Linked DNA regions of Homo sapiens: regions 2, 3, 4 and 5 are each linked to region 1. Evidence: read pairs that join two places in POLR2A ChIA-PET (ENCODE). Cell type or tissue: GM12878. All regions are shown on one strand. Region 1 has its middle 6.2 kb from the start of USP32. Region 2 overlaps USP32 (ubiquitin specific peptidase 32). Region 3 overlaps BRIP1 (BRCA1 interacting DNA helicase 1). Region 4 overlaps USP32 (ubiquitin specific peptidase 32). Region 5 overlaps RPS6KB1 (ribosomal protein S6 kinase B1).

Region 1 (5,000 bases):
TAGGTCTACCAATGTTGCCTAGGCTGGTCTCAAACCCCTGGCCACAAGTGATCCCCCCGACTCAGCATCCCAAATAGCTGGGATTACAGGCATGAGCCACTGCACCCATCTTGGTCTTACAGCTTTCAATACCATCAATCTCTAATGACTCCTCAACCTATGTCTCCAGCCTGTACCTTTTCTAACTTCAGAGTTAAATATCTAACTCTCTATTTAACCTATCCACTTGGATGTCTAATAGACATCTCAAATGTAATATGTCCAAAGCTCTGCTTCTGATCTTGACCCACAAATCTCCTTCTCCTGTTGTATTCCTCATCTCAGTGAGTAGCAATTCTGAACTACTTAGGTCACTAAGTTTGGAGTCATCTTTAAATATTCTCTCATCCATCCCAATCTAATCCTGTTGGCTGTTCTTTCAAAATAATATCTGGGATCTAACCTCTCACCGCCTAACCCTCACGCCTGGATTAATGCAGTCGCCCCCTAATTGGTCTCCCTGTGTTTGCCCTTTTGTCCCTTCTCCTCTCACTCCAGTCCACTTTCAACACAGCAGTCAGAGATATCTTTTTTAAATGGATGACAGGCTGGGCTTGGTGGCTCACGCCTGTAATCTCAGAATTTCTGGAGGCCGAGGCAGGTGGATCACCTGAGGTCAGGAGTTCAAGACCAGCCTGGCCAACGTGGTGAAACCCCGTTTCTACTAAAAATACAAAAATTAGCCAGGCATGGTGGCGCATGCCTATAATCCCAGCTACTCAGGAGGCTGAGATGGGAAAATTGCTTGAACCTGGGAGGTGGAGGTTGCAGTGAGCCGAGATCACACTACTGCACTCCAGGGTCAACAACAGAGCAAGACTCCATCTCAAAAAAAAAAGATGACAGATCTCTTCTCCATTCCAAAACCTGTGACAGCTTCTGATTTTACGAGCAAGAGCCAAAGTCTGTAAAGAGGATTTGATCCCATCCCCTTCTCTCACTGTTGCAGGCACACTTGCTTCCTTGCTGGCCCTTAGAGCTGGCAGATGTGCTCTTGCCTCATTCCTTGGACAATCTTCCCTTGGATATCCACAAAGTCTGCTTCATTCTCTCCTTCCAATTTTGGCTTAAATATCACCCTTTTTGCTTCTCTCTGACCATTCTATTTGTATTTTTATATTTTACTTTTACTTATTTATTTATTTATTTTGACAGGGTCTTGCTCTGTCATCCAGGCTGGAGTGCAGTGGTGTGATCATGGCCTACTGGAGCCTCCACTTCCTGGGCTCAGGCAATCCTCCCATCTCAGCCTCCCAAGCATCTGGGACTACAGGCACATGCCACCACACCCAGCTAAATTTTTTTTTTTAAATTTTTTTGTAGAGACAGGCTCTTGCTATGTTTCCCAGGCTGGTCTCAAACTCCTGGACTCAAGCAATCCTCCCGCCTTGGCCTCCCAAAGTGTTGGCATTACAAGTATGAGCCACCATGCCCAGCCCCATTCTAGTTTTAAATTATAATCTTCATCTCAGCACTTCTTGCCTCCTTCCTCTGCATTTTTTTTCTGTAGAACAACTGATGTACTATTATACTTATTTTGTCTCTTTTCCTACTAGAATATAAATTCCATGAGAGCAGGAGCTTTTACTTTGCTCAATTCTGTATCTTCAGCGCCTAGAACAATGCTTGCCACAGAGTAGGCACAGTGGATTTGTTAAGAGTAAATGAATGTCTGCTTTCTTATTTATCTTTCGAGATTCACATTCCCTAGGCTTCCTGCCCTCTTCCCACTCCTTCAATCTGGACTAATACCTCTCCCTACTCTAGGTTCCCATAACATCCTGTATTGTAGGACTTTCTAGAGATTTTTCTTTTTATTATTTTATTTTTTAAAGACAGTCTCACTCTGTCACCCAGGCTGGAGTGCACTGGCATGATCATAGCTCACTGCAGCCTCAAATTCCTGGATTCAAGTGCTCTCCCCAGTTTAGCCTCCCAAGTAGCTGGGACCGAAGGCACACACCACTACACCCAGCTAATTAAATTTTTTTTTTTTGTAGAGACAGGGTCTTGCAATGTTGCCCAGGCTGTTCTTGAACTCCTGACCTCAATCAATCCTCTTGCCTCAGCCTCCCAAAGTGCTAGGATTACATACAGGAGTTTAATTTCTGAGCCAGCCACTGTACCTAGCTAAGCAACTTAAAAAAAAATCATCTTTGTATTCCTCAGGATTTAGCACACAAAAAGTGCTTTATGAATATTAAAATGAACTATTTGCAACATTTATACTCAATTGTTAGGGTAGTGGGAAGATGTTAAATAGGCATGAGGGGCTTGCCAACTTCCTCTTTCTTACATGAATTTCCTTCCTCTTTCTAAGAAACCCAGATTTGATTCTCTTTGCTTCCCTCCGGCCAGAACACCAGTGACTAAACAGGGTTGCCAAAACACCTTTTTTTTTCTTTTTTCTTTTTTTGAGGCAAGGTCTCACTCTGTTGCCCAGGCTTGAGTGCAGTGACGCAGTCATGGGTAACTGTAGCTCTACTTTTCAGGCCCAAGTGATCCTCCCACCTCAGGTTCCTGAGTAGCTGAGACTACAGAGGTACACCACTGTGCCTAGCTAATTTTTAAGATTTTTTGAGATGGCTAGTAATTTAATTTTTATTTTTGTAGAGACAGAGTCTCCGTATGTTGCCCAAGCTGGTCTCAAACTCCTTGGCCCAAGCAATCCTACTGCCTTGGCTGCCCAAAGTGCTTGGATTACAGGCACGAAGCACCCTGCCTGGCCTGCCAAAACAATTTTAACTAAATGCTATTTTATAGCTTTCAAATCCATTTGGAAGAAAATATTGGGACTTTTAAAGATGTTAATTGTTGGGTTAGTACCACCATGTGAAAAAGTTTTATCTTAACCTAGAATCATAAATCACATGGTACATTTCCTAGGTCCTTTTAAGACTCTAATGATTAACCCCATCCTCACTCCCACTGTAAAACTCTTAAAAGAGTTTTCAAATTATACCACAATTACTATTAAATACCTATACGTAGGCAGGCCCATCTCTGTCTCAGAATTTTTTTTGAGTATCAGGATAATAGTTATTGATCAAAAGGAGGCCTGGGGTCCAAAATGGAGGACAATTGGAAAAACAGCAGACCAGTATTTCAGCAAAAGGTGCAAAACAGAATGGAAGCACTGTACTAATAGGTAGTGGGGTGACTATGCATGGTGTCTCATCCCAGCACTTTGGGAGGCCTAGGCGGGAGGATCACTTGAGTCCAGGAGTTTGAGACCAGCCTGGGCAACAAAACAACACCCCATCTCTATAAAAAATTAAAAAATTAGCCAGGTGTGGTGGTGTGCACCTGTAGTTCCAGCTACTCTGGAGGCTCAGGCAGGAGTATTTCTTGAGCCCAGGGTTTGAGGTTACAGTGAGTTATGATCACACCACTGCACTCCAGCCTGAGTGATAGAGAGAGACGCTGTGTCTTAAACAACAACAACAACTGGAAAAAGCCTGATTGAGTTTAAATCTCTCATCCACAAGATGAAGAAATCAAAGCCAAAGGTACACAGCTGGAGCTGGTATTTCTCAAATATCTAAGAAAGCATATTAAGGTGATAAGCTGGACTTAGGTGACTTGACAAAGTTATTATTATCTAGAAACTGAAGTAAGGTATATCCTATATGTTCAAAGTTGGAGTCCATATTATTCTATGCATTTTAATTGCTGATTAGAATTCAACTGGTGTACTTATTCTCAAGCTTGTAGTTTGTATTTTGCTGAAAGAGACTGGCCTAAATGTACAGTCCAGCTGCCACATGGGAAGAAGTAAAGAGATCAAGGAGAACTAAAAGGATGCTACTTGATTTTTTCAGGAGCTTAGGAAGAAAAAGCAGCCACTGGTGGTACTATCCATAAGACCCTTCTCCTAACCTTTGTAAACTATTAATTTGAAGGAGATACGAATATAACTTCATTGCAGTTGGAGTAGAGAAGGGCGAGACAGGAGTATAACATAGGGTAAACTTTAATTCACACAATCAGTGAGTAGTCTGTTTGCCAAACATAGATTGTAGTAAAACAAAAAGAGAACCTCCAAGGTAGATCTAAGTTAAAGGTCGTTATCTTAATGTTTTCTTTCCTAGTCATAGTTTTAATTTAGGAATCCTGTGTGTCTTAAACTCTTAGGAGATGGCTCCTGTTGAAATGTTGCCAATTTTAGGCACTCTTTATCTCAAACTCCTGGCCTCAACAATACTCTTGTCTTGACTTCCCAAAGCACTGGAATTACAGTTCGGGTGTGAGCTACTGTGACCAGCCAGCATTTTTAAAAGAATGATCAACAGAGAGGAGAAATTTCTTTAACTGCAGATTAGAGAATGACGTATTTTTAGTCATTCTTTCAATATTTTGGAAGTGATCTTTTACATTATATACTTGTGTACTGATGGAAAATGAGCATGTATTACTTGTACAAAAATAGCTTCGGGACAGGCGTGGTGGCTCACACCTATAATCCCAGCACTTTGGGAGACTAAGGCAGGCGGATTACTTGAGCCCAGGAATTCGAGACCAGCCTGGGCTCTCTACAGAAACTCTGTCTCTACAGAAAATAAAAAATTAGTCAGGTGTGGTGGCGCATGCCTGTAGTCCCAGCTACTTGGGAGGCTGAGGTGGGAGGATTGCTTGAGTCCGGCAGGTAAAGACTGCAGTGAGCTCTGATTGTGCTACTGCACTCCAGCTTGGGTGACAAAGCAAGACCCTGTCTCAAAAAAAAAAAAAAAAAAAAAAAAAAGCTTCAAGTGCTTTAGTGTACATAAAAATACAATACACGTGACCACATCCTCATATTGTTTGACTGTAAGGTAACAAGTCCATAATACTGAAAAATCAATTCTCTTAATGTGTTGGTGTCACGTTGTAGCAATGAAGTTATACATAAATTAGGTGCTTTTCCACTTCTATTGTATTGACCTCCCTCTCTCTAGCTTACCTAAGGTTCTTTGGCAAGTACT
Region 2 (5,000 bases), 84 kb after region 1:
CCTGGGCTCAAGTGATCCTTGTGCCTTGGCCTCCCAAAGTGCTGGGGTTATAGGCATGAGCCACTGTGCCTGGCCCATTTTAATCACCTTTAAGTGAACATTTCAGTAGTATTAATTACATTCACAATGTTGCCCAATCACCATGCCTATCTACTTTCAACATTTTTCATCACTCCATTTTTCTCAAATTTACATGGAAAAATAATTTTTCTTTCATCACACCAAACAGAAATACTGTACCTGTTAAGCAATTATTTCCCATTCTTCTTCCTCCCCAGCCCCTGATAACCTCCAGTCTACTTTCTACTTCTATGAATTTGCTTGTTCTAAATATTTCATATAGTGGAATCATACAATATTTGCCATTTTGTGTCTGGCTTATTTCACTTAGCATAATGTTTTCAAGGTTCATCCATTTGTAGCGTATATCAGAACTTCATTCCTTTGTTTGTTTGTTTGTTTTTATGAGTCAAAGTCTCGCTCTTTTGCCCAGGCTGGAGTGCAATAGTGTGATTTCTGCTCACTGCAACCTCCACCTCCCAGGCTGAAGCAATTATCCTGCCTCAGCCACCCGAGTAGCTGGGACTACAGGCGCCCACCACCACACCCGACTCATTTTTGTATTTTTAGTAGAGACGGGATTTCACCATGTTGGCCAGTCTGGTTTCGAACTCCTGACCTCAAGTGCTCCCCCTGTCTCAGCCTCCCAAAGTGTTGAGATTACAGGCATGAGCCACCGTGCCTGGCCCATTCCTTTTTTTGTAGTTACAGGAACAACACAGAAGAGAGACAATATTAAAAATACGTACTTACTAGTTGAACTGCGGAAACGTGCTCACTGAAGCACTTTGACTTGCATTAATGCTTTACATACCCATATTTATATTAAAAATTCTCTTGCAACATGAAAATAGAAAAACTCCCTATACCTGATTTCCGTTCCCCATTTTCCCACTTGCAGTCATTTACTTAGGTAGCTTTTCACCCCATGGGGAAAAAAAAATCTAGGGTTCAGAACTACCAGTAACAGGGAAGAGAGAATTTTTTTTTTTTTTTGAGAATGAAATGTTACTCATCATAGCATATTCTTAAGCATGTGCTCCATATATGCGGCAAGGTAGCTGAATGTCTTTTGGCATAATTGTTACATGTTTGGCATGGATAGCAGAGTGGTTGATGTCTTCAAAAAGGCCAACCATCATTTGCCTCCTGCAGAGCACCAGTAACTGTATTCTGGAAGCACAGATCTGTTTTGAAGTCCCATATCAGATGCTGGAAGGGAGGTTTGTGAATCAGAAGTTCAGTGGACTTGTGATAAGGTTCAGTGTCACAGAGTACCAGACCAGGCCTGTAATGATGACGTTTCTTTACCCCTCCAATAGAGGGTGCACTCTTGTGAATGGCTTTTGTGGCTAGTTACTTCGTGGGTGCTTTACCATGGTCAGTTTGCAGGCAATCTGTTTTGTACAGGCCATGCTATAGAGACTTATTTACTTATTCTTCAGCTCCCTCTGCAGGAGCTCAGTGAGCTAAAGGTGCTAGAGAGCTGTAATGGCTGCAAACACCCATTCTTTTTTATGGCTAAATAATACTTCACTGTGTGTATATACCACATTTTTTTCATCTTTTTATGGGTTGTTTCCACCTTTCTTCTATTGTCAATAATGCTGCTGTGAATATTGGCATACAAGTATCTGTTTGAATCTCTGTTTTCAATTCTTTTTGGAACAGAATTGTCAGGTCATATGGTAATTCTATGTTTACCTTTTTGAAGAACCACCAGGCTGTTTTCCAGAACAGCTGTACCCTTTTACATTTCCATCAACAGTGTATAGATGTTGCAGGGGTTTTTTTACATTCTTGTTATTTATTCATTTTATTTTATTTATTTTTATTTTTTGAGATGGAGTCTCACTCTGTCGCCCAGGCTGGAGTGTGGAGTGCAGTGGCGTGATCTCGGCTCACTGCAACCTCTGCCTTCCGGGTTCAAGCCATTCTCCTGCCTCAGCCTCCTGAGTAGCTGGGACTACAGGCGCACACCGCCACGCCTGGCTAATTTTTTTGTATTTTAAGTAGAGATGGGGTTTCACTGTGTTGCCCAGGCTGGTTTTGAACTCCTGAGCTCAGGCATTCCGCCCACCTCGGCCTCCCAAAGTGCTAGGATTACAGGCGTGAGCCACCACACCCGGCCTCATTCATTTTATTATAGCCGTTCTTGTAGGTGTGAAGTGGTATGTCATTGTGGTTTTGATTTGCATTTCCCTAATGACTAAAGACATTGCATCTTTTTATTTAAGTCATTTGCCCTGTTTAAAATTGAGTGGTCATTTTGTTGTTGGATATATAATCCTAGGCTGTTTTTTTCTTCTTTCAGTATAGTAAAATTGTTTCTTCTGTTGTCTTGTGGCTTGCATTGTTTCTGATTACAAGTCAGTGATTATTCTTATTTTTGTTTCACTTTATACCTTTTTCCCTCTCAGTGCTTTCAAGATTTTCTGTATTACTATTTTTCAGGAATGTATTATATACCTTTGTTTGGTTTTGTTTATCTTACATATGAGTTTCTTTGAGCATTTTGGATTGGTAGGTTTATCATCAAATTTGGAAGGTGTTTCAGTACTGTTCTTCAAATATGTTTCTGTTCACCCTTCCCTTTTCTTTGTCTCTAAGTACAGGTATGTAAAAAGCTTGGTGGTTTTTCACAGGTTACTGAGACTGATTATTTTCTCTCCTTTCCTCCCCCCACCCCCAGTTCTAGCTCTTTTTCTTCACCGTACTTCAGATTGGATAGTTCCTATTCCTGTTTCTTCAAGTTCACTGCTCTTTTATTCAGTAGTGTTTAATATGCTTTTAAGGCTACACAGGGCCAGGCACAGTGACTCACCCCTGTAATCCCAGCACTTTGGGAGGCCTAAGCAAGTGGATCACTGGAGCCCAGGAGTTCAAGACCAGCCTGGGCAACATGGTGAAACCCTTCCTTTACAGAAAATACTCAAAATTAGCCAGGAGTAGTGGTATACACCTGTAGCCCCAGCTACTTGGGAGGCTGAGGTGGGACGATTGCTTGAGCCCGGGAGGCAGAGGTTGCAGTGAGCCAAGATCAATGCCACTGTATTCTCCAGCCTGGGCAACAACAGAGAAAGACCCTGTCTCAAAAAAAAAAAAAAAAAAAAAAAAAGCCACACAATAACTTTTTAGTTCAGATATTATATTTTTCACTCTAAAGTTTCATGTTTCTTTTTAAAATATAGTTTCTATTTCCATGTTTTTATTTTTGTTTAAATTCTTGAGCATATTTATAATAGCTGTTTTAAACTTCTTGTATACCAGTTTTTATCATCTCTGTCATTCTTTTGCCTCATAATTTTCTGGTGATTGGTTACAATTTTCTGTTTCTTGTATCTAGTAACTTTTTGATATCTAGTAAACATTGTAAACCTTATGTTATAAGTACCTGAATTTGTTGTCTTTGTTTTTAAAATGTTGGATTTTATTCTAGCACACACTTAATCACAGATTAGCTAATCCTCTTTAATCCTGTGTTAAAGCTTTGTAATGGTGAGTCTTGAATAGACTTTAGTATAAGTATGGTTTACCTCTAATACTAAGGATTAACTCTTGGGGTCTCTCCTCAATGCTCTGGATGTTCAATGAGGTGTCTCTTCTGCTTGACTGATAAACTCAATGTGAGCTTTGGGTACTATTCCGCTTTCTAATCCCTGGTAGTTGTTTCCTCAGTATATGTTCTTTGCTTAGACTTCAGGAATTTATACTTTGCATTTGTATGTTGTTATTTATTCAGAATTTCAAGGGGCCCTTTATTTTTTTTGGAGCTAAGCATGACTCTACCTTATGATATTTACTTCCAGGAAAGACATGGTTAGTATTATGAAACACATTTGAAGAAAAGAAACATTTTGTTCTATTGGACTCTGCACTAAAGAAACAGTAATGTGAACACACATAATTTTTAGTTTTAGAAGGAAAAGTTTTTCAAAACACACACATATAGGAACAGAGCTTGCATTTTTTTAATCTTACTTTATTTTATTTTTTGAGACAGAGTCTCACTCTGTCACCCAGGCTGGAATGCAGTGGTGCGATCTTGGCTCACTGCAACCTCTGCCTCCCAGGTTCAAGCGATTCTCCTTACTCAGCCTCCCGAGTAGCTGGGATTACAGGTGCCTGCCACCATGACTGGCTAATTTTTGTATTTTTAGTAGAGACGAGGTTTCACCATGTTGGCCAGGCTGGTTTCAAACTCCTGACCTCAGGTGATCCACCCAGCTTAGCCTCCTAAAGTGCTGGGATCTGGGATTACAGGCATGAGCCACCGTGCCCAGCCACAGAGCTTGCATTAAATGTTAACATTTGAAATTTTATCAGTAGTAAGTATGTTTTATGCAAATGAGTACTTAATGTATTCATATACCATGGGCCTTATGTTGTGTTTGAGTTATTCTTCGAAGCTCACCAACATACAGCATGACTTATTTTGTGAATTCATGTTTCATCTTTGTCATTACCTAAAGATGGCTTTTAAGCATGTAGGTTGGTGACATCAAGTTCTTTGGAAAGGTATATATTTTTTGCCTTTTTAACTTATGTATACTTTCCTTTTTAACTCTGTGTCAGTCAGGATAAATTTTTTAGCCTGGGCAACATAGTAAGATCCCATCTTTACAAAAAAATGAAAAAATTAGCAAGGTGTGATGGCATGTTCCTGTGCGCTCAGCTACTTGGGAGTCCTCAGACTCCCAAGGACTCTTGGGAGGATCACTTGAGCCTGGGAGGTCAAGGCTGCGATGAGCTGTGGTTATGCCACTGCACTACAGCCTGGGCAATAGAATGAGACCCTGTCTCAACAACAACGACAACGACAACAACAACAACAACAAATGGAAAAGTATTGATCCTCATGAGAATTATATAAAATGAAAATTTGAAAACATTAATTTGGTTCTGTTGATGAATTAATCAAGCAGTTAGATTGGTGTACT
Region 3 (5,000 bases), 1.4 Mb before region 1:
TTTGAGACTTTGTCAATATTCTGTTCCCTAATAACTTTTCACTGAAAGATTTCAGCATCCATTTATGTAACTTGCCTGAATCAGTTAGTACAGGAAAGTTGCAAAATGGTGATTTTTAAAATTCTATCATTTTATTTACAATTCTTAGCTGGCATTCTTATTTAAAGAAGATATTTTCCGCCTACCCGCCCACTTCCCCATTTTGCTCGTTTGAGTCTTCTTTTTCCCCTTTTTATTTTTTATAAACACCCTGGGTTTTTCTCATGAAGTTGATCGGTGTGACTCATCACTGCTTTGAGACTCATTGCTATAATCACATCTATGTAAAGTTCTATTATACCAGGATAATTTTTGCTTTATAGCAGGTCAGTCATCTTTATGATATGCTTGTTCTTAAACTGATAATTCTTATTGATTTACTCTATTGAAACACAGACTTTTCAGAAACTGGAGCAACTGTGTTAAGGAATTCCCATTTACACTAGGCAAGAAAGTAAACAGTAAGTGGAGAGTAGGGTAACAAACACTTATGGTATCAAAAAACAACCGTGAAAAGGATCTGTCTTAATGTGCTAGCCCACTGCAGTTTAACATATTGCTTACAACCTTCACAATAGAATTTGAGTGACTTCAGTTACACATTCCAGGAGACTGGCAGTCTGTTACAATCAGAGTCTGAACTTTAGAGCAGGCTAATTTACAGCGATGGGATGAAGAAAGTTGTGGATTTGTATTACACACTCTCACCTGACACTGTATCTGATCCCCTACCTGCTGATTGACATCTTGAATGAGCTCTTTGAAGCAAGTTCCAGCTTAATTAAAACGTTTGCTTGGTTAGCAGTGATCTATGAAAGCCTGTGATAAATATTGAATCAGGTTCACCTGCTGGTTGCTGTGAGTGGATAAACAGCTGCTTTGTGCAGTCTAATCATGAAACGGTGGCAGTAGGGTACTACTACTGTTTGAATTTTTAAAAAAAGAATAGTTGAAAAGGTATAGTTATGTTACTTTTGCTATCTTACTAGAGTGTGTGCTAATGTGAGATTTTGCACAACGGGCATTCAGTACCTGTTTAGATGGCTTGGACAACAGCAAATGGTTGATAAAGATTAAAAAACCCTTTTTTATGTCTCAAAGTTTGTAGTATAATTCTATGTTCATTGGCCTTTTACCACTAGCTCTTCATATGCATGACTTTTTGAAATAAAGGGCAGTGTTTTGCTTTTTTGCTTAAGTGGTAGATGAAAACAATCCTGTTAAAGCTTCACTTTAAAGATTTAAGGTTATGAATTTCAACTTCTCCACAAATTTATTGTGTATTTTGTGGGAATTTGAATTCTTCTGAATTTCCTTTTTTATCTGTAAAATGAAGTTAGAAATATACATTAGTGAACTGAGTATTTTAGCCTTATGTTAATATTAGGTAATTAACAAACATTAAAATAGAAATGAGTTCAGAAGCAGTGGAGGAAACTTTATGAAATTCTCTTGGCTGTTGTTTATTCCTTTACAGAATAACTATGTCTGGCTAATTTGGTTATAAAGAAAATGTTGTTTCCATTTGATTTTCGTTAAAAAACCAGATATAAATTCTGGAATAAAGCCCTAACCCAAATCAGTCACAATCTGCTTTGAGCACTTGATTAAAGTTAGGGGTTCACTTTCTAAAAATGCACACAAAATTGTGTCTGTAGTTTCTGGGTGATCTGTAATAGCCCATGGACCCTAATTTGAGAACCCATTTCCTAATAAATTAGGTTGAAAACTTTTGAGGAGGAGGTGTTAAGATGAAAGCTATTCTGCTGGGTATGAAACAACTGAGGAGAAACCAGAACAGAGTATATTTACTGTGGGTTTTTTTTTTTTTTTCCAGCACTTCTAGCATTTTTCAGGTATGTTTTTCATGACAATTGTTAGCTTTTAAGATTATCTTCCATAGTCTTGATTCCTCACTCTCTACCTGAAGTTTTATATTTTTATTTCTATCATCAACTTATTTAGAATTTTATGGGGAAAATACAATTTTGTTTAAGCCATACTCAGCCTGTTCAACTGCTTGTTCATGTTTATCGATGTCGATGCATACAACTGTCATTCATATATTTTCATTATAATATTATTCCATTGATTGGAAAGAGCCCACAATTTACTCATCCATTCCTTCTGTTGATACATGTAGCTTGTTTTTCTCACTATTAAAACAATGCTGCAATTAATATTCCTCTTGTATCTGTCTTAATGTGCAAGAGTTTTTCTAGCATGTATACCTAACAGTGTCATGCTGGGTCAAAGGGTATATGTATCTTTGATTTCACTAGATCACCAATTTGCTCTCAAGTAGTTGTGCCAATTTATACTTCGATCAGCAGTGAATAAGAGTTTCTTCATATCCTCTCCAGTACCCAATCTGGTGGATAGGAAATGGAATCTAATTATGGTTTTAATTTGCATTTTCCTAATTACTAGTGAAGCTGTACATTAGATGGCACATCTTTTCAGATATTTATTAGCCTTTCAGCTTTTCTCTTCTGTGATTTGCCTGTTCTTGGTTTTCTGTAGGGTTTGTCTTTTAAAAATAGATTTATTGGAATTCTTTATATGTTGTAGATACTGATCCTCACTTGACTGTAAGCACTGCAAGTATCTTCTGTCAGCCTGTGCCCCCTTTTTACCTATTTTTCTTTCCTTCTTTAAGGAATATGTATCTTTAAATAGAAGTTTAACATGTTAATGAAGCTGTGTTTTCACTCATTTGTGTTTTTGGTTTATTGTTTTAGGAAATCCTTCTCTACATTTCGATCATAAAAGATATCTTCCTATGGAAGAAGAGACCATATAGCCTTTGAAGCTTGAAATGTTTACTGTCTGGCTCTTTTGCTGACTCTTGCTCTAAAGAGTCTATTAATTGAAAGTTTGTGTTTTTTATTTTTCCCTTGGGGGACATAATATGGATCTTGTTATAACATATTTGATTTAAATGTCAACTAATAAGTTAAAACAATTTTTATGAAGATCATACTTAGGAATATTTTGTAATTGCATTCATAAAATAATATAACTAACTTTAAACAATTCCTTGGTTTATGAGTGAAAATGGTGTGATAAACTCCAAGAACTACACTTTGTAGAACAATTTAAGAATGAAGCTCTCTTTGTCAGTAAGATGAGGTGATCCTTGTCATTGTCTTCTCCGTGGCTTGATATATAGGGATTCCAATGTCTCTTGAGTCAATGAATGAATGAAATGGGATATTAGATGAAAAATGTTTAGCACAAGGACAGGCTTAAAAATGGCAGTATTATTACTAATGAAAATATTGGGATATATGTTTGTCACGACTAAAATACTAGCATAAGATGGTTTTTCTTTTTGGCCTTGAAAAATAGTAATTGTCCTGTACTTTTTCCTTTAAAAGCTAATCTGGATTTTGAAGTATCTTTTTGATATGTGCAGCACTTCAAATTAGGACATCATTTAAGCATCTGTCAGATTTAATTGTAATGCATGGGTACAGTATTTGGTTCAGGGACATTTAGTCATAATTCATCAGTTTAAAAAAAGCTAAGTTACAGTTATGTGCAAAACACCACTCTCGATGAATGAGCTATATAAAGAAATGTAAGACATAGTTTCTGTCTTCAAGGAATTTGCAGTGTGGTTGGAAAGACAATACATGCACATGTGGAAAGTTATGGAAGAACACAAGTTTTTGTATTTTTTTTTTTTACTGTTTCATTGACCTAGTTTTCCTTTTATTTCACTCAAACAGGTTTCTCTTCATTCTCTTTTTCTCTCTACTTCTTTATATACTTAGTTTTCGTACTCCTGCCTGCTTTTGAAATTCAATTTGTAGTCTCCTTTGAGAATCTCTCCTGATTTACAGTTAGCAAAGGAACTTCTTCTTTGGCAATGAAATTAGTTCCTATTTCTTTATCATTTTCCATTTCTAAAAATATTTAATTGCTATGCTCATTTTTCAGGTATTTAGGCATAGTATTTTTTTGTGTGAGTGGTAGGGAAAGTTTGGAGAAAGTTATAAATCTTTAGAAGTTGACATTGTGGTATGTTACCGTTTGAACTTATAATTATAGCTTGTGAAAGGAACAGTGGCAAGGACTCAGCAATTCATCTTTCTTTCAAGATCAAATCTTCGAACTCTTCATCTTTGAAAGAATGTAGACATGTCTCTATATAATACAACAAGAGAGGGAATATAATTTATTAAACACAAGAAAAATTTTCTGAAAATCCTTGGTTGCTGATGTTCTAAGAACAGTTTTGATAATTGTAGATTTGAAATGTATTTTTAAACAATTGGCTACTGCACATGGAAATATTATAGCTGTCACATCCACATGTATCTCCTGTTTTTTTTTTTTAATGATAGTATATTTTTGCAGTTACTTGGGTTGGGTTTTCTTGCCTTTTCTTGAAGTAAAAGGACTCTGAACAGTTTCTAGCTTGGAGAAGAAGCCATTTCTTAAAGAGTTTGGTTCTGGCACTGTGTAGCCACTTACAGGTCTTAGAGTTTACAGATTTTGGAAAGCCCCATGTCTTATGTATTGATTTTCAGATATATTATTGGATGAGAGTGAATATTATAAAATTTATTCTCTAGTTTCCTGGAGAAAAGGAAATCTCTGTCAATTTAAACAGCAAAGGGAAAATAAAAAAGTCTTTTTGAAAGATAAACATGATCATTTGTTAGCAGGAAAAATACTCAATAAGAGATACAAAATTATTTAATTTTATTCATCTAATTGTTTTAAGACCCCTGGGTCAAAGGGTTTCAGAGAGAGGCCATAAAGTATTAGCCTGGTAATTTGATTGGGGGATATTCTGACCTCCTGACACTGCTGGCATCAGGATCCTTCCTCTAGTTTTCTTAGAGCATTGAAAGTTGCTGATTTTGGTACAGGTAATTATCTTTTGTTATAAGTGACTTTTTGAAGCCTTTGTTATATTACTACAATCAGTTTTTCTGTCTTCAAATATG
Region 4 (5,000 bases), 93 kb after region 1:
CTAGGGGTGACTGTTTACAGCTCCTGAAGCCCCAGTGCGTTTGTGTTAATGTGTGCTCTTTTAGTTTTGCTGTCTCTAGGTGGCTTGTATTTATCAGCTCAATTAGACCCTCTGCATTATCGCAAGGGTTTTCTGTATCCCGGATTCTTGCCTTGATGTACCAGAAAAGTCGGATCACATGTGGGCTTGGAGAATGAGTGCAAGATTTTACTGAATGGTAGAAGTAGCTCTCAGCAGCTGGACGGTGAGCCAGAAGGGGATTGGGAAGGCAGTTTTCCCCTGGAGTCGGGCCTCTCAGCGGCCGTACTTTCCTCTGACTGCCCCACCCTAACTCCGCATCGTTCTGCTGGTCAGTGGCCTGCCGGCATCTGCCAGTGCCTGTCAGTGTGCTCTTCAACTGATGTGTTCCTCTGGACGTCCAGCCACTTGTGCGTTCTTCTGCTGATATGTTCCTCTCAACGTCCAGCCAATTGTATGTCTCTGCTTGCTGGGGTCTTGGGATTTTTATAGGCACACCTTGGGGGCGTGGCAGGCCAGGGTGGTCTTGGAAAATGCAACATTTGGGCACCAAGGCAGGAGTGCCTGTCCTCACCTAGGTCTGTGGGCACAGGCCTGAGGGTGGAGCCCTAGCCAGGCACCTGCCTTTCTCTACCCAGCACTTCCCTGCCCTGCTCCTGTATCAGTACCATGCTGTTGTGGTTACTATAGGTTTTTAGTAAGTTTGAAGTCAGGTAGTATGATGCTGCCAGTTTTGTTATTTGCTCAGGATTTTTTGGCTATTTGGGGTCTTTTGAGGTTCCATGTATGTTTTAGGATTCTCTTTTTCTTTCTCTATGAAGAATGTCATTGATATTTTGATAGGGATTGCATCGAATTTGTAAATTGCTGTGGATAGTATTGTCATTTCAACAAAATGAATTCTGGCTGGGTGTGGTGGCTCACGCCTGTAATCCCAGCACTTTGGGAGACCAAGGCAGGCAGATCACTTGAGGCCAGGAGTTCAAGACCAGCCTGGCCATCATAGTGAAACCCCATCTCTACTAAAAATACAAAAAATTAGCTGGGTATTGTGGTGCGTGCCTGTAATCCCAGCTACTCGGGAGGCTGAGGCAGGAGAATTGCTTGAACCTGGGAGGTTGAGTTTGCAGAGAGCCAAGATCGAGCCACTGCACTCCAGCCTGGGTGACACAGCAAGACTGTCTCAAAAGAAAAAAAAAAAAAGAAAGGAAAAAAAATTAATTATTCCAATCCATGAACATAGAATACCTTTCCATTTTGTGTGTGTGTCCTCTTCAATTTCTTTCATCAGTATTTTATAGTTTTCCTTTTATAGATCTTTCACATCTCTGGCTAAACTGATTCCTAGGTATTTTATATTCTTTGTAGCTATTTTAACTTGGATTACTCACTTGGGATTTCTTTTTTAGATTGTTTACTGTTGATGTATATAAATTGTATTGATTTTTGTATTTTGATTTTCTATCCTGCAATCTTTCCTCAATTTATCAGTTCTAACAGTTTTTTGGTGGAATCTTTAGGTTTTTCTAAATATAAGGTCATGTTATCTGGTAACAAGGCTAATTTGACGACCTCCTTTCCAATTTGGAGACCCTTTATTTCTTTCTCTTGCCTGATTGCTCTGGCCTTTCCTTTTTTAATAGCTAAAGACATTTTTTTTTTCTTTCGAGACGGAGTCTTGCTCTGTTGCCCAGGCTGGAGTGCAGTGGTGCAATCTTGGCTCATTGTAACCTCTGCCTTCCGGGTTCAAGTGATTCTCCTGCCTCAGCCTCTCAAGTAGCTGGGATTATAGGCGCCCACCACAACGCCCAGCTAATTTTTGTATTTTTAGTAGAGACAAGGTTTTACCACATTGGCCAGGCAGCTCTCGAACTCCTGACCTCAAATGATCCACCCCCCTCGGCTTTCCAAAGTGCTGGGATTACAGGCATGAGCCACTGCGCCCGGCCAGAAAATTATTATAGGGATTTTAAAACAAAAGTCTTGCAACAAATTATATAAATAACACTTTACCTTTATTAAGTGCTTTTCAAAAAATGACATCAAGACCACCCTGGACTGCCAGCATCCTTGCTATCCTATTCACACTCCGTCTTCTAAATCCGAAAATGAAAGCTAATTAGTAATGAGTGTGGCACTTAATATTCTCTAAATGTTAAAGGACTGCCTATTATAAGGTGACCATTTAAATAGTTGTTCTTTTTTTTCCTTTTTTTTTCTTTTTGAGTGAAAAAAGGGTACTTAGACATTAGAGGTGTTAGATGCATACTGCTTTCTGAAACATTGATTAAAGGCGGAAAATATGTACATCCTAGAACTTAGGAAATGGTGATTTTTGGGGGCTTCCTCTTAATCATTTGTCAAATGAACTGGATGATTCTAGGTTATTGCTGTACTTGTATTTTGGGAGCGATAGGGAGGTAGCAGTATATTCCAAACAAATTTATTCCATACAAAATCTGTTACATTTTACAAGTACTTGCAAAACTGAAAGTCATACCTTACTCAAAATTTCTTCCTTAATTTTACCCTCACTGCTTTACTCTTTGTATTAAAGTCAGTGAAATTGTCAAAAGTGAAGAGACTGGATTATCAAGATACAGTGAATGGAAAGGGATGCCAAAAACTCAGTGTTTATAAATTGAATTTGTTACCATTTGAAATTTCTTTGTTTAATCTTCAGGAGATTTCACCAAAATGATGTATGTCTTGCTGATGATGTCTTTCATATAATTCTAGACAAATTAACTAGAAATGAATGTATATAATTGATATAGTTTGGATATTTGTCCCCTCCAAATCTTATATTGAAATGTGATCCCCAATGTTGGAGGTGGGGCCTCGTGGGAGGTGTTTGGATCATGGGGGCAGATCCCCACGAGTGCCTGGGTGCTTTCCCCACAGTAATGAGTGCGCTGTCACTCTATTAGTTCATGAAAGAGCTGGTTGTTTAAAGGAGCCTGGTACTTCCTCCTCTCTCTCATGCTTCCTCTCTCACCATGTGACATGCTTGTTCTCTGCTCCCCCTTCACTTTCTGTCACAAGTGAAAGCTTTCTGAGGCCTCATGAGAAGCTGAGCAGATGCTGGTGCCATGCTTATACAGGCTGCAGAACCGTGAGCCAAAAAAACCTCTTTTCTTTATAAAAATTACCCAGCCTCAGGTATTCCTTTATAGCAATGCAAAACAGACTAACATATTAATTGTACTATAGAACTAAAAGTTGGTTAAAAATTCAGTTTCAGAAGCCTGTCTTTCCTAGGTTAAAATTCTGACTCTGCTGCTTCATTGATGTATGACTTTGGACAAGTTACTTAATCTCTTTGGGCTCTGGTTTCCCCCAGCCCTAAAATGAGGATACCAGTATTCCTTGTGGAGTCATCTAAAGGCTTAATACTGGTAAATAACTTACAGTAGTAAAATGCCACATAACAAGCATTTAAATATTAGCTATTGCTTTTATTATAAAAATAAGAGTTTATTAATGAGGTCAATGTTAGGCTTAAACACTAGATTACTAAGGTCACGTAATTTCCTGGTGACTGGCAGTTTAAAGATGAGATATACCACATGTGAATTGGTATAATAAACCATTTAATGGTGTATAGACAACATTTATGTGTACTATACAACAGTATACTTCCAATTCCTTTCTCCCATCCTCTGTGCTATTGTTACGTGTTTTACTTTTACATATTCTATAAAGACACTTTACATTTCTTCTCTTACTGATGTAGACTGCTAGTTAATCTTTCACAGTGATTAAAAATAAGAAAAATGCTTTTATATTTACCTTCATTTATGCCATTTCCAGTATTCTTATTTCTTTATGGAGGTACATGTATCTCTAATGGCATAATATTTCCTCCAGCCTGAGGTACTTTCTTGTACCCCTTTTTGCTGGTAATGACTTCTCTGTTTTTGTTTCCGTAAAAAAAAAAAATAAAAAAATAAAGGGAAGCAAAATATCTTTTCTTTTTGAAAGATATTTTCACCAGGTACAGAACTTATGGTTGAGTTTTTTTCCTTTAGTGCTTTCAATATTTCACACCATTGATTTCTGGCTTACATAATTTTTGATGATAATCCAGCTATAATTTTTGGGTTTTTTTTAATGTAATTTTGTTTTTCTTCTGGCTGCCTTAAACATTTTCTTTTTATCTTTGGTTTTGAGAAGTTTCAATGTGATTTGTCTAGTTGGTTTTTGGGATTATAGGTGTGATCTATTCTGCTTGTTCTCTGAACTTCTTAATATCTGTGGTTTTGTGTCTATTCATTTTGAAAATCCCCAACCTTATCTCCTCAGATATTTATTTTGCCCCATTCTCTTTTTTTTGTAGGATATCAGGATTACTTGAATGTTACATCATTGATATGATCTCACAGCTCTTGGGTTTTCTGTTCTGTCTACCTTCCCCTGCCCGCTCTCCTCACATTTTCCCCCTTTTGTTTCGTTTTGGATAATCTCTTATGCAACTCTGTTGAGTTTATTCTTGAGCCATTCCAAAGCATTCTTCAAACTCCATTAGCATATTTTTCCTTCGTCTCTGACAATATATTGGGTTTTTCCTTCTTTCTGTGACTTAAAATTTATGGTTGAAACATAAGTGCTTCATATAGGACAGAAGAGACTGAGCCAAGTAGTATCTTCCTTCAGCTTGGGAAGTTGAGTCAATATAGTCTATAGTTTAGCTTAATTTTGGTCTTGTTGCTATGGTTACCCTAAGTGCTATAGAGACTTCAATTTCCATTCTAGGGTTACTTTTTTTTTTTTAGGGGTTAGGGCTCTTTCTTAGAGGTTTTTTCTAATGTTTGCTCTACCTTCAACTTTTGATGTTACCTTCTATTTGTTATCACACCTCAAAGACATTCTCTGTAGTCCTATTTCTGTCTCAGTTTTAGGCAGGTGCTGTGTCCCTGGATATTAGGGGTGACACTTTTACATTGATCTTCCTTCTTCCCAGTGATAGGGGATCTGTAAGG
Region 5 (5,000 bases), 450 kb after region 1:
AAATACAACAGTTCTCTGTGACTTGCAAAAGTCAAATTTATGTTTGCTGTAAGGCAAAAAAAAAAAAATCTAGTGTTTAGTGGAAGGTAGCATTCAGGGTACATACTAGTGGATTGGCTAAGTTTTGTCCCTTATGTTCTGATAATTTTTATGCAGAGGAGCGTATGAAGGGGAAAAAATAATTCAACTGGCAGATTGAATACCAAAGTGATTAAAAAACAGGCTATTTTATAATTGGATACTAGCCATGTAGAACAATACTGACATTTGTTACTGGATTGTGGCCCTTTCCTATACTTTATGGCAGTTACTAGTAACTCAAAGACCTTAAGCAGTTATCATACTTAATCTTAAAGGTGTCACCTAAGGATAGCTTTTATGGTTAAATGGATGGTACAGCCAGAACACTAGTGGCTCTACCAATCATACTGCTCTTTGTCTTCTTGAATGTCTCATACGTTCTCCATTTTCACAATTGTAAAATGAGGGGATTAGTGCTCTTCAAAATCCCTTTCAGGCTGGACACAGTGGCTCACGCCTGTAATCCCAGAACTTTGGGAGGCTGAGGTGGGTGGATCACCTGAGGTCAGGAGTTCAAGACCAGCCTGACCAACATGGTGAAACCCTGTCTCTACTAAAAATAAAAAAACTAGCTGGGCATGGTGGTGGTGGTCACCTGTAATCCCGGCAACTTGGGAGGCTGAGGCAGGAGAATCACTTGAACCAGTCGGGGGCGGAGGTTGCAGTGAGCCGAGATGGTGCCATTGCACTCCGGCCTGGGTGACAGAGCAAGACTTCAGTCTCCATCTCAAAAAAAAAAAAAAAAGAATCCCTTTCATTCCCTACAATGTGATGGATTTAAAATGATTATCAAATATCAAATCTAATTCTTAATTCCATTACAGCATATATTTTGTGAAGAGTGCATGACCTTATGGTTTAACAGAGAGAAAACATGTCCACTCTGCAGAACTGTGATTTCAGACCATATAAACAAATGGAAGGATGGAGCCACTTCATCACACCTTCAAATATATTAAGTTGTATAAACTATCAAGGCCACAAAATACTAATGTCATTTGGTCATAATGACTACTGATAAGGCATCAGAATGGATTTTCAGGGCTACCAGAAAAATGTTTCCAGATGGTTTTAGAATGTAGGACTTATGATCCAATTCACCAAAAGATTAAATGAAACCACCCTGTGTTTTAAAATATATATAATGTTCAACCTAATGTATATGCAACATTTATTCTATTCTAATTATTTGACAGGTAACTGCAGTGTTAAATTGTAAATGTGTTTTCTTTATGTTACCAAAACAGCAATTTGAAATTAGAACTAGTGGTTTTAGAGAACTCAGGTATTCTTTCCTGACATTGTTTTCAGAATAAAGAATATTTTTCATAATATTTTAAGATACATACTATCTAAAAGTAGAATTTTGTTCAGCATTGACTTTTATAATTCCCATCCTAAAAATTCTTAATATTTTCATAAAATTTGTATTTTTAAATGAAAATTCTAAATGTTGTATTTTATCAGTAACATTTTCTAAGTGAAGATTAATTTACTGAGGATGATACATTATAGTATTGTATTATTCTCTGTAGTAAGATTAGTAATAAGTGAAAATAAATGATTTAAATTCATTTTGTCTCTGGACGTCATAAATTCTTCCTGCCATCAGCTTTAATGTTCATGATCATGCTTTTTGTATAGTACCATGGAGTATCTCGAAGTAACTATTAAAATAATTCATGTGGATTATAAACAGCTGGCTTACTTGATGATTTGAATAGTATAGAAAACAAGACAAATGGCCAGGCATGGTGGCTCACACCTGTAATCCCAGCACTTTGGGAGGCAGAGGCAGGAGGACTGCTTGAACCCAGGAGTTCAAGACCAGCCTGGGCAACATCCCATCTCTATTTAAAAGAAAAAAGTTTCAAGACAGATGCCCTAAAATCTTATAAAAAATTGCCCTTATAATTAGTCTTCTCCATAAAAGTTTTGGAATTTTATGCTTGAATCACCATCAATTGGAAGATTGAAGCTCGCACTGAGAGGTGGTCATGAGGTTTTGATAGTGTGGTTTGTTCGCCTCTAGGTATTTGTGCAGGGTGCTAGAAAAGAGAATGAAGCACTTTCTCCCCTTGTTACCTCTAAGGAGGAATCTGAAATCTAAAACATGTCTGAAGGGCTGCTAGTGCTTATATCCAAGTTTAGAGTACATCTATCAGTTTGTAGTCGAGGAAAAGGTGGTAGAAAGAACTTAGGAAGCAGAGGTAGAAAACAGATTTGCTGTACTGATAAGACAAAAGCTAAACTAGCAAATGAATTGTTTAGTTTAGCAAACTGACCAACTGGTTATAGAAGGCACTTCCATGACTGTACAGCCATCCAAATTGACAAACAAACATTAGGAAGCCTGTACCATTTTTTTCTCTCCAGGTAAATACTACCAGGTTGTAAGTACAACTATATTCAATTACAGTATATTTTACTCTGTTATCTACTTTGAGACCCACTACAAATATTATTTAAATGGCTTTGTGGTGATGCTAATAGTTGTATTATTTAGGTATACGGCAGAGGATGGGTGAGAAAAGCAATGTGGGATTACAATTCGGCTGTGAAGGATAGCCAAGATGACTTCCTGTTCAAATACAAGAATAGCATTTTACTTCAGCCCTATTAGAATACCTATTTAATACATTTGCTTACTCTGTAACTATTCAGACAGCACTGTTTCTTAATGAATGTGATTACATAACCAAGGAGGTGCATGGTGGGGTTTTTTTTTGGAATGCAGTTTACCTATAAATTGAAAAGGGAGAAAATCTAATGGAGCTATGCCATCCAATAAAAATGCTGATGAACTGGAAGCATTTCTTCCATCCCTCTATTCCTTCACCTCAAAAACAGGTAATGTAGATTCAGAAACTCATTTACTCTGTGAATTCAGATCATGGCTTCTAAAAGATTGTTTTACCAGTATTGATAGGCTACTATGTTGTATAGCAAGGTAAGATCAGTTTGAGAGCTTCTGTAGAGAAATCCCCTTGGCAAGTGTGGTATAATTACCTCACAGAAAAGAAGTGGTTAATGCAAAATACCCAGCTTACACTAGATATATTGAGACATTAGTTAAAACACATTTGTTCACTACGTTATTTTGTGCATACATATCAAATTATCAAATGTAGCTGACCAAGTGTAGCTGAACAGATTGTTGATTGTTAGCACAAGAAGGTCTTCCTAGAGTTTTTTATGAAGCTAGCTTTCACGTAGATTGTTACATGTATTTTTTTAAGTAAACAATTCATATCTACTATCTGACATAACTTGAAAATCAAAGATGTGTAACATCTAACTTAAAAATCAATACTAAAACTTGTTATATACTTAAATAGCTTCAGTTTCTCAGCAGAACAGCTTTTAACCCATTCCTTACATACATAGTTTATTTATATGACAACTTGAACACATCTGACATGTTAAAATAAATTTAAACCATTTATACACCTGATACGTATACTAATTCCTTCCTATCTTTAAGATAATAAAAAAATAAATCACTTCTATTTATGTTCATTCAAATTTGCATTTAATTTCTATTTACATTCATTCAATCCGAAATCAAATAATACAGTCAACTAAATACAAGATGAAAAGCAGAACAGGTGTTACCCTCATAGCACTCCTAATAAGGCAGCTGAAGAATTTTATTTACTGATAGATGCAAAGCGAACTTGGGATAGGAGAAACAATAGTTTAAAGAGCAAACACAAACATAGATGAACCCATCTTTCAGATGTTATTCCGGATAATCCACTGAGATAATACTTGTGCTATAATGTTAAGAATCACACAAGAAAAAGTACTGTATTAATCAGCAACAGACCACAGGTTATGTGTGACAAATACTTTTGTGATAGTTTGTCCAGCTTGCTAGTGTCTACTCCTATGAAAAAAGGTAGATGTTTGGACATTGATGTTTTTGAGAAATTAACCATTTTCAAAGCCTTAAAATCTATTCTTCATAAATTCAACATTTCTCATGGGAATAATCTTAGATCTAGCCCTTGTAAGCTAGGAACCATATGATTAACTGAATATTCAAAATAGGTCCTATATTAAATATATAATCCAAGGCTCAGTATATTAATACTATCTAAGATGCATCTTGTTTATAATCATTCATTACCTATAGTAAAGAATGTTGAATTTATGGAGTATCATACATGCATCCTCCACCCCTGCCCACAAATTATCTTCTATCTTAAAAAATAGTATGGAAAAATCCTTCTTGAAGGATTCAAATTAGTTAAGACCATAAAGGGGGAAAAAGAACATAATTTTCCTAAAAATCTGGTTCAAAGTTCAATAATTAATACTTTACATTGTTAATCACAGCTGGTTTATAAATCCCAGTTTAGTTATTCTGTAATGCTACAAACCTTATAAAATCAAATTAGTAAACTTCAGTGATTATATTTTAATTAAAAAACAGCATGTATAAAATAAAAAAATATCCTGTAATAGCTGATTTTAAAGAAAATAATCAAGTGATGAAAAAAAAGCACTTAATCTCTTTTATACACTTACCTGGTATAACATAAAGAACCCTCTTAGAAACTCAAGACTAGTAATATCGACATCATATTTTAAACTATGCTTGGATTTTTACAAATAAATATAGATAAGCCATATTGCATAGGTGTGTGCTTTCTGTCTGTGACACTAATGTGACACTTGACATGTTTTCACAGTCATAGTAGGGATATCCATTTATGAAACAAGTTCTCAATAAACTTTCCACAGCATGGGAAATAAATTTCACTTAATAAATGTGAAGTCAGAAAAACTATGTATTTGTGTGGATGGTAGCTGTGCAATTAATGCTTTTTATGCAGAAAAGTTGCAGTGTTTGCCACTATTGCTGGCACTACTAATTATGAAAATGGTTTAACTGGGGTGGTTATAGCCAGCCA

What was found. ChIA-PET counts read pairs that join two places held together with the same protein. Peaks named below come from ENCODE experiments on the same cell type or tissue, not always from the same donor. Only the 100,000 strongest peaks of a DNase experiment are listed, where the experiment ranks them.
Region 2: POLR2A ChIA-PET joins it to region 1 with 6 read pairs; 6 of 35 experiments call an interaction of 5 or more read pairs at or near these places.
Region 3: POLR2A ChIA-PET joins it to region 1 with 5 read pairs; 1 of 35 experiments calls an interaction of 5 or more read pairs at or near these places.
Region 4: POLR2A ChIA-PET joins it to region 1 with 5 read pairs; 4 of 35 experiments call an interaction of 5 or more read pairs at or near these places.
Region 5: POLR2A ChIA-PET joins it to region 1 with 5 read pairs; 4 of 35 experiments call an interaction of 5 or more read pairs at or near these places.

Annotation. Positions count from the first base shown.
Region 1 is chr17:60,395,850-60,400,849 of GRCh38, reverse strand. It overlaps a transcript of USP32 not described here. Among named protein-coding and RNA genes, the nearest start is that of USP32, 6.2 kb to the right of the region's middle. RefSeq lists enhancers at 2,412-2,461, 2,562-2,691. In GM12878, no CTCF peak of the experiment used is centred here; a DNase peak (open chromatin) is centred at 2,439; H3K27ac peaks cover 1,101 bases.
Region 2 is chr17:60,312,307-60,317,306 of GRCh38, reverse strand. The region is part of intron 2 of USP32 (ubiquitin specific peptidase 32); the gene reads left to right. It also overlaps the pseudogene H3P42. Among named protein-coding and RNA genes, the nearest start is that of USP32, 77 kb to the left of the region's middle. RefSeq lists a silencer at 2,189-2,248. In GM12878, no CTCF peak of the experiment used is centred here; DNase peaks (open chromatin) are centred at 2,356 and 2,716; H3K4me3 peaks cover 508 bases; H3K27ac peaks cover 1,081 bases.
Region 3 is chr17:61,811,987-61,816,986 of GRCh38, reverse strand. The region is part of intron 6 of BRIP1 (BRCA1 interacting DNA helicase 1); the gene reads left to right. Among named protein-coding and RNA genes, the nearest start is that of BRIP1, 49 kb to the left of the region's middle. RefSeq lists an enhancer at 207-1,229. In GM12878, no CTCF peak of the experiment used is centred here; no DNase peak of the experiment used is centred here; H3K27ac peaks cover 831 bases.
Region 4 is chr17:60,303,323-60,308,322 of GRCh38, reverse strand. All of the region lies in intron 2 of USP32 (ubiquitin specific peptidase 32), which reads left to right. Among named protein-coding and RNA genes, the nearest start is that of USP32, 86 kb to the left of the region's middle. RefSeq lists an enhancer at 3,124-3,173. In GM12878, no CTCF peak of the experiment used is centred here; a DNase peak (open chromatin) is centred at 3,022; H3K27ac peaks cover 823 bases.
Region 5 is chr17:59,949,017-59,954,016 of GRCh38, reverse strand. RPS6KB1 (ribosomal protein S6 kinase B1) reads right to left here. Exons shown (of 15, transcript NM_003161.4): 15 at 3,443-5,000. RNFT1 (ring finger protein, transmembrane 1) reads left to right here. Exons shown (of 9, transcript NM_016125.4): 9 at 906-1,777. The coding sequence ends at 1,040. Among named protein-coding and RNA genes, the nearest start is that of RNFT1, 13 kb to the left of the region's middle. In GM12878, no CTCF peak of the experiment used is centred here; no DNase peak of the experiment used is centred here.